2 separate regions of the Homo sapiens genome follow, and region 2 is linked to region 1. A link is an interaction called in ENCODE POLR2A ChIA-PET data of the cell type or tissue named here. Cell type or tissue: Caco-2. All regions are shown on one strand. Each heading gives the region's core, and the rest is flanking DNA. Links, peaks and the distances in the headings are about the cores only. Region 1 overlaps RAE1 (ribonucleic acid export 1). Region 2 has its middle 9.9 kb from the start of PCK1.

The links. Peaks named below come from ENCODE experiments on the same cell type or tissue, not always from the same donor. Only the 100,000 strongest peaks of a DNase experiment are listed, where the experiment ranks them.
Region 2: POLR2A ChIA-PET joins it to region 1 with 6 read pairs; 2 of 35 experiments call an interaction of 5 or more read pairs at or near these places.

The regions. Positions count from the first base shown.
Region 1 is chr20:57,373,212-57,378,540 of GRCh38, forward strand. RAE1 (ribonucleic acid export 1) reads left to right here. Exons shown (of 12, transcript NM_003610.4): 9 at 264-370; 10 at 452-527; 11 at 1,396-1,590; 12 at 4,802-5,329. The coding sequence ends at 4,888. It overlaps LOC124904938 (a long non-coding RNA gene), which reads right to left. Exons shown (of 2, transcript XR_007067671.1): 1 at 4,341-5,329; 2 at 3,029-3,966. Among named protein-coding and RNA genes, the nearest start is that of RBM38, 16 kb to the right of the region's middle. RefSeq lists an enhancer at 1,269-2,266. In Caco-2, for the core only: no CTCF peak of the experiment used is centred there; DNase peaks (open chromatin) are centred at 1,794 and 2,526.
Region 2 is chr20:57,568,370-57,573,742 of GRCh38, forward strand. No RefSeq gene overlaps it. Among named protein-coding and RNA genes, the nearest start is that of PCK1, 9.9 kb to the left of the region's middle. RefSeq lists an enhancer at 318-818. In Caco-2, for the core only: no CTCF peak of the experiment used is centred there; no DNase peak of the experiment used is centred there.

The sequences.
Region 1 (5,329 bases), core at 1-5,000:
GAACGCGGCCTTGCAGGGTGGCAGAGGGAGAGCGAGCAGCGGGGGCGGGGGAGGAGCACAGGGTGTGCAGTTGGGTCATAAACTCACTGCTTAGATGGAGTTACTAAGGAGTTAGAAAGCAATGCTTACTGCTGTATCATATTTGAGTGATTTTTTCTGGTTCTTCTAAAACCTAAACATGGGGTAAAAATGACTTACCTTCACGTTAGTCATGAAATCTTATATTATGCTGTGATTATGTCTCTTTTTTATTTTAACTGTAGCATCGGTGTGTGGCTATTTTTAAAGACAAACAGAACAAGCCTACTGGTTTTGCCCTGGGAAGTATCGAGGGGAGAGTTGCTATTCACTATATCAACCCCCCGAACCCGTAAGTGTGACTCTGTCAGCTTGCAGATTTCACTGGACTTTTTTTAACAAAGGAAGACTTACATGAACCTTTGTCTTTCAGCGCCAAAGATAACTTCACCTTTAAATGTCATCGATCTAATGGAACCAACACTTCAGCTCCTCAGGACATTTATGCGGTACGTTTTTAGACACTTTAACCGTGGTAATACATCTGGAAACCAGACTTGGAGGTGGCTGAGGAATTGTGGGATCAGAAAAGACTCATCACTGAAGAGCTTGTGTGTTCATGTCCGGAGATAAGTGGCTTATGCTGTAGGCTTCAGGTTTCTGTGGATTTTTGTTGTTGTTTTTGAGACGGAGTCGCTCTGTCGCCCAGGCTGGAGTGCAGTGGCGTGATATCACCTCACTGCAACCTCCGCCTCCTGGGTTCAAGCGATTCTCCTGCCTCAGCCTCCCAAGTAGTTGGGACTACAGGCGCCCAGCTAATTTTTGTATTTTTAGTAGAGACGGCGTTTCACCATATTGGCCAGGCTGGTCTCGAACTCCTGACCTTGTGATTTGCCCGCCTCGGCCTCCCAAAGTGCTGGGATTACAGGCGTGAGCCACCGCACTTGGCCTTGTTTTCTGTGTTAACGTGCCGCCTAACTAGCAGTGTTGTGTATTTGTTTCTGAACATAAGCTTAGGATGTTTTGCCGAGAGTCTTCTCCCTCCCTCAGGAGCGCTGGTAGACAGTTCACACCCACAGCTCAGACTGAGAAATCTGTTTGCTCAAAAGAAACATTTTCCTGAGGTCTGCTCCTTGTTTCTTGCTGTCCACATGCTCACTTTCTCTGGTGTGCAGCCCTCACAGGAGGCAAGATTGGGTTCTGGGCTGGCATTTGATGGAGGAAGCCTGGATAGTTTCTCTTGCTATCAGCGGGCAGCAGCTGGAAGGAAATGTACCTGTGCGCTTTGTTTCCTAACTCAAGCAGGAAGTGTGCGTGGGTGGAACCTTCTCTGCGCCCCTCTGCCTGGCTTCTCATTGTGCATGTCAATCCTTGCAGGTAAATGGAATCGCGTTCCATCCTGTTCATGGCACCCTTGCAACTGTGGGATCTGATGGTAGATTCAGCTTCTGGGACAAAGATGCCAGAACAAAACTAAAAACTTCGGAACAGTTAGATCAGCCCATCTCAGCTTGCTGTTTCAATCACAATGGAAACATATTTGCATACGCTTCCAGCTACGACTGGTCAAAGGTGAGAACTCCCGGGCCTGCTCTGGGTGCTCCAAGGCAGCAGAGCCAGGCTCTGGGTTCAGAAGGCCTAGGCCTGAGTTGTGACTCTTCTCAGGACTCACGTGTGTCCTTGGGCAGGTCACCGTCCCCTCCCTGTAAGGGGAAATTGCAGGACTTCCTCAAATGGTTGTGGGGATTCAGTACAGCCTTTGGCCAGAACCCAGCACACAGGAAGTGCTCGGCCAGTGTGAGCCATTACGGGCTGCTCTGTTCCTGGGCACAGAAGCACAGGCAAGCCGGGGGCTGCACTTTATGAAGGGGGTGGCAGGGCGGGTCATGGAGCTTTCGCCTGGGTGCTGTTGGTTGCTTGGTTGGCTGGTGGTTTGGGCAGGGGGAGTTAGGAGCTGGCAGGAGTGGGGCTGCATTTTTGAGGCCTTTGGGCATGATGGTGAAATGTGTAGACTCGGGTACTCTGCCCAACCCCATGGGAAGTGTGTTGGCTTTCAACCAGCCTGCGTGTTTCTCCACTGCTCAGCTCTTCTGGAGAGGTTGTCATCATTGTATTTGTGGTTTTCATCATTCTCCTCCCACCCCACTCTGCCCTTTGCCCACAACAGCCTTCTAGACTTTTCCCTACCCTGCCCTGGCTTCCGATGGGGAGGTCACCTGCTTCACATAGGAGGGGCTTCCAGTGGCCTGCAGTGTCTTTCCCGCTCACCTCATGTCTGCCTGCGCTGACCCCGTCTCCTTCCACCCTCATGGCTCTTTTCTGGGCCTTCTCCCACTGTCTTCTGTCCCCGTCCACCAGCTCCTCCCCTCTGTCTAAGCATGGAAGGCTCGAGGAACCATTTCCATGTATATTAAGGCTATCGAGAGAGTGGTGTCAGCACCTACCCTCTTGGTTCCCTGTGCTCTGGCCCCTCCTCAGTCCACTGCCAGGTACTTTCTGGCCTCTTGCAGCTGTACTCAGAGTCCCTGTGGCCACGTCCTCCTCATCCAGTCCAGAAGCTTCCTTTCTGTCTGTGCCGGTCACTCACCCGTCCCTTCCTGTTCCATACAGCTCTCCTCCCTGCTTCTTGGCCATGTCCTGGTTTATTCTGCTTTGGGCTGTGGTTCCTGTCCTCCTGCCAGCTCCTGTCTCCTGCCCCTCTTGCCTTGCTGGCCCCCCGCTATCTCAGCCTGGGGGGCCACCACAGGGCTCTAAACAGCGCTTTGCATTCCCAAGACACCTGCTGCCACACAAGCCAGTGACTGGAGACGTCCCTTGGTTCGGGCCCTGCCCGCTCCACCTTTAGTATTTCCCAGTCTCAGGAGCGTGGCTGCACCTGAGTCTCCCTGAGGCCCCGAACTTAGACACAGAAGTCCAGCTGATTGCCTTCCATCCCTCTGACCCCTCCAGGCCTGCTGCTGCTTCTGTGTTTCCCTGTTTGAGGGTTTGCTGTGTGAGCCATGAAGCTGTGTTCTTTTTTTAAAGCAACTTTATTGAGGTACAATTGAAATACAGTCATTGTTTAAAGTGTACAATTTGATCAGTTTCAACATCTGTAAATACCCATGAAACTATCACCATAGTCATCTCCCCGAAAGGTTTTTGTGTATATTACTGTAATCTTCCCTTACGCACACACAAAACCATGGATCTGTTTTCTGGCATTATGGACTAGTCTGAATTTTCTAGAATTTTATATAAGTGGAGCCCTACGCTACATTTTCCCCTCGCCCCAGCTTCTTTCCCTCAGCATAAGGATTTTGAAATTCACCCATGCTGTTGAGTGAATCACTTGTCCGTTACTTTTCAGTGCTGGGTAGTATTCCCGGGTGGGGTGTGCCATTTGTTTATCCATTCACCTGTGTAAGCCATGCACTCAGTTTTGTGACAAGAGTGTACTTTTTTGGTTCTGCCTGGCTGGGGGTGGACAGGCTGTGGCGTGCGTGGAGCCCGAGGCCTCAGCTCCCACATCGGGCTCTTCATTGAATCTCCTCTTTGCATACTCATCCCAGCAGCTGCATCAAAATTCTGCATTTTAACTTAAATGACGCGGGACTCTATACGTTATACGCGTTAAAAAATGTAGTAAATTGAAAGCAGTGAGAAAGGTAATTGCTTTGAGTGCTGTTTAAAAATTGAAGTAAAATCTCATTCATTTAAGCAGTTAATGTCAGCTTATTGTGGGGGTTACATAAATTAGCATCTTTTTAGTTTAAAAGAGAAATTTGCTTCAGGGGTTTTTCATTGTTCTTAGTTCAAGGACAGTTATCTCCAGTGCAAAGTCATGATCACATATGATTGATGTTATTAGCTTGCTGCTTGAGTTACTGTTCAGAAAAACTACACTTTGTATATTATGAGAATTAGTGGTCACTGTTGAGCAAAACTTCTAGAGCTTTCTTGGCATGCCTGTTGGGAAGAGAATAAAAATGTGTCATCAGAGTACAGGTGACAGAGTGCACCCAGCGCCATGCCCCACCTCCCTCTTCCAGTCCTTTGGCCCACCTGCGGCTCCTGCCTGCTGTCTTTCTTCCGGATCATCTGCCTGGCCCACCCCACTCACCTCTCTTCTTAAAACTTAAATGTGATCACATCACTGACCTGCCTACAGCCTCCTTTTCCCTGGGGAATAACGTTCAAAGGCCTCCCTCTGCCATTCACAGCCCTGTAGTCTGGCCTCATCCTGATTTCGGGGGTCTTTCGATGCTGTATAGCCCTGCATCCCCTCCGGTGTGGGCCCGGGCAGACGTGCACACCTCCGCACACGCCTCTGGCTCACTCACCACCGTTCATGCCTCTGCTGTGCTCCGTGTCTGTTGCTCCTTCCATGTGGGGCGGGGTGTCCTCCTTCATCCCCATGATACCCCGCAGGTCAGATGTCCTCCTTTCTGTGAAGCATTCTCAGGTCAGAACTAATTCTGACCAAGGGACCCAAGGCAGTTATCCTGGCGTTAAAGTCCTGGGGTGTTAAAAGGGGGCTCAGTGTTGAAAAGGAACTCACAGGTTCCTACTCACAGACTCTCTCAGTAGGACATTGATGACACACTGGTACCAACCACATCCTTAGGCCTTTCTCTGAGGACTGAAGTTCTGCTTCGCATTTGACTTTATCTTTGTTGTTTTATTTCTCTGAGAGATTATATGTTTCCAGTATTGTAGCACAGGACTTCACCTAGAAAAAGCACCTACAAATGCTAACTTTCTTTTGAATAATAAGATCATTGGTGTTTTTTGCTCTCTTTAGGGACATGAATTTTATAATCCCCAGAAAAAAAATTACATTTTCCTGCGTAATGCAGCCGAAGAGCTAAAGCCCAGGAATAAGAAGTAGTGGCTGGAGACTCTGGCTCAGCCAGAGTTGTTTCTCTCCACTCTGCCTCATCTCTGTACGAATTTGGGTCCCAGCCTTGTTGGGTTGTCAGCCATGGACATGGATTTCAACCCCTGGAGAAAACGATGTCATTGTTCAGCAGCTGAGAGCCCAGGCGTCCGCGGCGACTTGCCGTCTCTCCATTCCACTGCCTGTTGCAGAGTTTTTCTGTAACTAAGGGGGTTGAGGTTATTGTAGACGTTAGATTGCGGGCACCGCCAGGGATTTTGCAGCGCTTCAGTGTACGTGTTAGAGAATATTGGAAAAGCGTCTGTGAGCCCCGTGCTGTATTTTGTAATAAAGTCTTTTGCAGATTGCTTCCCGAGCTTCCTTTGTCCTTTTCTCCCCTTGCCCACCCCGTAACCTCAGGAACATGCGTCCTGCCCAGCATCAGCGTGGGGT
Region 2 (5,373 bases), core at 301-5,300, 200 kb after region 1:
GGTTAAAGACCAGAAAACAATAGTTACACAGCAAATGTTGAACCAGGACAACAAACCTGCCCTTATTCCCAGTCGAGTCACTTAGGGGGCACTGACAGGTAGGCAGGCGGGGTGGCTAGGTGGGGCCGGGGCACACTTGGGAGTCAGGAGTTACAGGGCTCTTTCTCTTCTCTCCCTCTCCCTGGGGACCCACCCTAACCTGGACACCCCCGGGCTGCTCACTCGGCCCTCTGGATGCCAACAGCATGCACCTTCCAGAGTGCACGGTTTTGGCTGTAAGACCGCAGGTCATGGGCCCTGTTGAGCTCCCTTGACCTGCAGCCCTGCCAGAGGGCACCGAGCCAGGGGAGCAGCTTTTGCTTTGTCCTCACCTTTAGCAATTGCAGCGATGAATTCATCTATGGGAAAGAGCTGGCCACCTGCTTCCTCCCTCCTGCCCTTTTTCCTTCCCTGGGGGCAGTAAACACTGACAACCTTGAACACAGCAGAGCTCTGCCGCTGGCCAGTGGGGTCTTCTTCTGTCTCCTCTGTGCCACTGGGGTCATATTACCTCTGGTGGAGTTCGATAAGGATGAAATAAACTAGCCCAGCGCAGTGCCGAATCTGCAGTCAGGAGGGTCTGCGTGTGAGCCGAGGCCCTACATCTCCCTGGAAGTATGCCCTTAGGTGATTGCACGAAATGCTGAGCCTCAGGTTCCTCAACTGTAAAATGGGAGTGATGATTACTTTCTTCAGGGGGTTGTTGAAAAGCTCCAATGAGATGATGCCAGCCAGGGACTTGGCACACAGCTGGGCCTGGTGGGGGCGGTTGTTCTCATTTTTATTTCACTCCACCTCTCCGGGGTATGGGAGGTCGCTCCCCACCAAGCCGGCTGTCCCACTGATGACCGGCTGTGGCTCTGGAGTCGAAATCTGTCCTCTGTGCAGCCTCCACAACTCCTACTTTCACTGTGCATTTCAGGAAAAGGAGCTGAAGAGCGAAGTCAATCAGGAATATCAGAAGCATTTTTTTCTCTTCGTATGGCGAGCCCATCCCTGTAGGGAGCCACCTTCACCCTTCTCAAACATTTTAGCAGAAGACTCAGAGTTTGGGTCCAGGAATTCTATATTTAAGAAATGTGTCCTAAGGGAAAAATCATGAAAGTCTGCACAGATTTAGTTGCAAGGATGCTCATTATGGAGTTGTTTATCATGGCCAAAAATTAGGAACCAACCTAAATGCCCAACAATAGGAGATTACTTAAAAGAAATTGTAGTCCTTTTGAGAACAGACAACTAGGCAGCCATTTAAAATGACTCTGCAAAAGATAAGTTATTGACATGCAATATTTGCCACCGGCTTCACCTGTGAAGGTAGATAATGAAAGGGTATCGAGTATTTGTACATTTATGCTTAGAAAAAAAAACTTTAAAAATACCATACAATGGTAACAGTAGCAGCTGGGTCCTGGGTTGTTTGATTGGGAGAACTGAGTTGCCTCATTCATATTTTCACCACATCATTCAGGCTACAGAACTTTGCTGCAAAAAGGGGAGCTTGGCAGAGGCAGGGGGTGCCCCCAAATTGAGAAAACCCTGAATGAACTGACTTTACCCCAGTGATCTAAGGTAAAGTTTCTTCCACGGGATGAAATGGGGGCTTGAGACAGAGATGAATTTCAGATGGGTTCTCAAGCAGATAAACTTGTTTCTGCTTTCCTGAAGTTTTGTCTGGAGATTTTCTGCTCCTCCTCACACAGGAAGCTCAGCATAGCGTGGACCTTTGAGAGGGGTTCAAAACACAGGCACTTGTGAAGGCCCCGCTCCCGGGACCACTGGGCAGATTCCAGGAAGAGTGGCCGGCACCGGATCGATGCGGGACTGATTGTTACAGAACTGTTTCCACGCACCATATTCTCTCTACAATCTGGGCCCTCTCTTAGCTCCACGATAGAGCTCAGAGGTTTCTCTGATGCTGCAGAGCCGGGATTTAGGGATGCCACAGAGGAGCGGCGGACGTCATTTGGTCCACAGTAGCACCGTAGTGGGACCAGGAACACATATGCCTTGTTGACACCTGCTTGCGTCTTTGCACTGGACACTTATTCCTGGGGGTGCTGGGCCTACACAGCCTGGGCCGCCTCAGAGCTGTTTCGTCTGTGAGCCCCTTGGTAAAGGGATATGTAAATGTGAATGTTCACCAGTCTGAATGGCAAAACTCCTCTCCAGGCGAGGCAATTTGCAGCAAAATATGCTGTAAATATTTGTTCAGCCTGGGAAAATTACTCTAATTGCATAATTAAACTCGTTGTTGATGCTACTTCCGGACAGAATGCCTGCAGAGGAGGGCCCAGCCTGCAGCTGCCCTTCAGAGCTTTTTCAATAGAGAGACTGTTTGCAGAGACTTTTCTCTGGCCCCTGTCTCTTCACAGGGAGAACGAAGAAAGGAACTTGGGGAGAGGTTGTCTGTGGGAGAGAGGAGGGTGTGGAAAGGTCCCAGAATCAGAGGACCACTGGTGTGGGGCCTCGCGGATCCTCCCTGAGGATTAGGGCTATCTTCCAAATGCCCAACACACATTCCACGCTCCACGGACAGCTGGTAACTTGAGCCAACGATTCATTCACTGAAGTGGAAAAATATTAGTAGATTGAAAGAGATTTGCTTAAAAAGACATCAGATCCCAACTGAATCCAAAACCAGTGTTCCTTGCTAAGGTAACCACAGAAACACAATGCGAAGTGAAAGAAACTGGCCACACAAGACCCCTGTATTGCATGAGTCCGTTGATATGAAGCGTCTGGAATAGGGAAGCCTGTAGAGACAGAAAGTAGTTTAGGAGTTGCCGGGGGTCAGGGGAGGAAGCAGTGGGGAGGGACTGCTGACCCCTGACCCCCGACAGCTGCAGGGTGTTTTGTGGGGGGTAATGAAAATATTCCAAAGTTAGATTGTAGTAGAGTTTCCAGAATCCTGTGAGTATATGAAAAAGCATTAAATTATGCATTTGAAATGGCTAGGGTTTTTTTTGTTTGTTTGTTTGTTTGTTTGTTTTGTTGTTGGGACGGATTCTCACTCTGTCTCCCAGGCTGGAGTGCAGTGGTGCGATCTCGGCTCACTGCAAGCTCCGCCTCCCGGGTTCACGCCATTCTCCTGCCTCAGCCTCCCGAGTAGCTGGGACTACAGGCGCCCGCCACCACACCCGGCTAATTTTTTGTATTTTTAGTAGAGACGGGGTTTCACCATGTTAGCCAGGATGGTCTCAATCTCCTGACCTCGTGATCTGCCCGTCTCAGCCTCCCAAAGTGCTGGGATTACAGGCGTAAGCCACCGTGCCCGGCCAGAAATGGGTGGGTTTTATGATATGTAAGTTACAGCTCCATAAAGTTGTAAGTAGAAGAATAATATAACCAAGACAAAATATACCAAAGATTCTGAGTTAGAGGCCTGCATTCACCATGTTGAAAAGAGAGCTGAGGAAGGAAGAGGTGTGTGCACCCCACTGAGACTCTGTCCTTTGAATCTGGAGGAGTAAAAAAAAAATGGAAAAAGGATGGACTTTCTCCTTATGGATTCAACGTCATTTAATGCCAGGCCAATGATCCTCCTAAAACTACCACAAGTACCATAAAATTATGTCATGTCACCAGCAACTGGATGTGAAACTGAGGCCACAGGGGGCAAAGACCTGCAAAAGTTACTTGGCTAGCAGGTGGGAGAGTGGGAGCCACCAGGAGCCTCAACTTCTAGGCTGACCCCACTGGCATTGAGTCAGGAGACCAAGAACCCCACCCCAGCCTCTCAGCCCATCAGGAAACCCACACAAACTGCTTAGACAGCTGCAGGGAGGGTTTGGCTCGTGTCACTGCATAGGGGAGGGTCTAGACACAGGGCAGGGGCCCTGGACCCAGAGGCTCCAATATGGCAGGAGGGGTCCTATTTCCTTCTCCCCTCTCCCTAGCAGCAGAAATCTCTGGAATGGAAGTATTCACTACAACGCTAAGCTTCTGGTGTGGCCTGAAGACAGTCCCTTCATCTCTGAGCCTGTTTCCCCAGCTGTACAATGAGCACTCTGCCTTGGTCCCTGGAAGCCTTCCCTGCCATGAGGTTGGAGTCACATGGTTCTTCGGTGGGACCCTTAGAATTAGGATTTAGTGAGCCCAGGTCCAGGCGTGGGGAGAGTGACAAGGCAGAGAGCGCGGCTGACTTCATGAGACACGATGAGAATGATTCCTCCCCAAGTAGTTCACTGTAGCTCAGCAGTGTGCCTGAAATCCCACTACCGGGATCCCCTATTGCCCCACTTGATGACACCATCTATCCCCACCTGCTTCTGAGTTGATCTGGGAAAGGACAGTGGGGAACACAAGGCTCAGACTCATAGGTATAACCCCAGGTCCCCTCCATTCTGGCCCAAAGCCTGGTTCATCCATAGGCCTCAAAAGTCAGCTAGAAATCCCCAACCTGCTGCTGGTTGTTTGTCTTTAGGGGCATGTGTGAGGGGTTTAGCTCAGACCTCAAGATATCGATCTATCTTTAAGAGAAGCTCCTGGCTTCTCCCAGGGAGATGAGAGGGTACCTGTTCTATGGCCCAGAGGGCAGCATGAGGACCCTCATCCCAGGGAAGCCAGCATCTGGAAGACCTTGTCTGCCATGCCAGTTGCCAACCTCTGGAGGGTTCAAGGCTATTTTTCAGGGACGGGTGAAGATAGCTCCTTGCACCCAGTGGAAGCTGGAAGAGCTCGTGAAATTCTCTGCCAAGGCCAAGGCTCTCAAATCTAGGTGAGCGGACACATGAGCCTGGGCCGCCCAAGACTGGCCCTGGGAGACCAGTCTAGCCCAGTTGGAGCCTCCTGGGCTGAGCCTAGCCCTTGGGGTTGGCATTAGTCCCCTGCCCCATAGTTCCCCTGGTTAATAGAACTCAGGTCTGGCCTCCATGGGTGCGGAGGCTGTGGCTGTCTGTTTGAAGCCTCAACGAGGGTTCATCACCATTAAGGACGGAGACCGGGGAGCCGGGGGGCCGGTGACTCACTCAGCAGCTGCTCCCCTGTTATGTAAAGTGGAGCTCAGAGCCATTAGCCGATAGGAGATGAAATTTACATTTTGAATTAACTCGGATCATCAGACTGCTTCTTCTCGACCCAGGGAAATTGAACATCAAGTTGGAGGGAACTGTGGGCAGGAGGGGTGGGGGCTCAGCCAAGCATGCCGGATTGCCTTTTTCTTTTTTATTTTTTTCAACAGGCTGCAGGCAAAGGGGACAGGAGGACGCTGCTGCGAAGTCAGTCTTAAAGAGAGAGGGAGAGAGAAAGTGGAGTTACTCATTTTCTGTTTTCCTCGGGCAGAAGCACAATAAATCAGCATGGCAGAATTAAATTCTGATCTGTCCAATTTCCTCC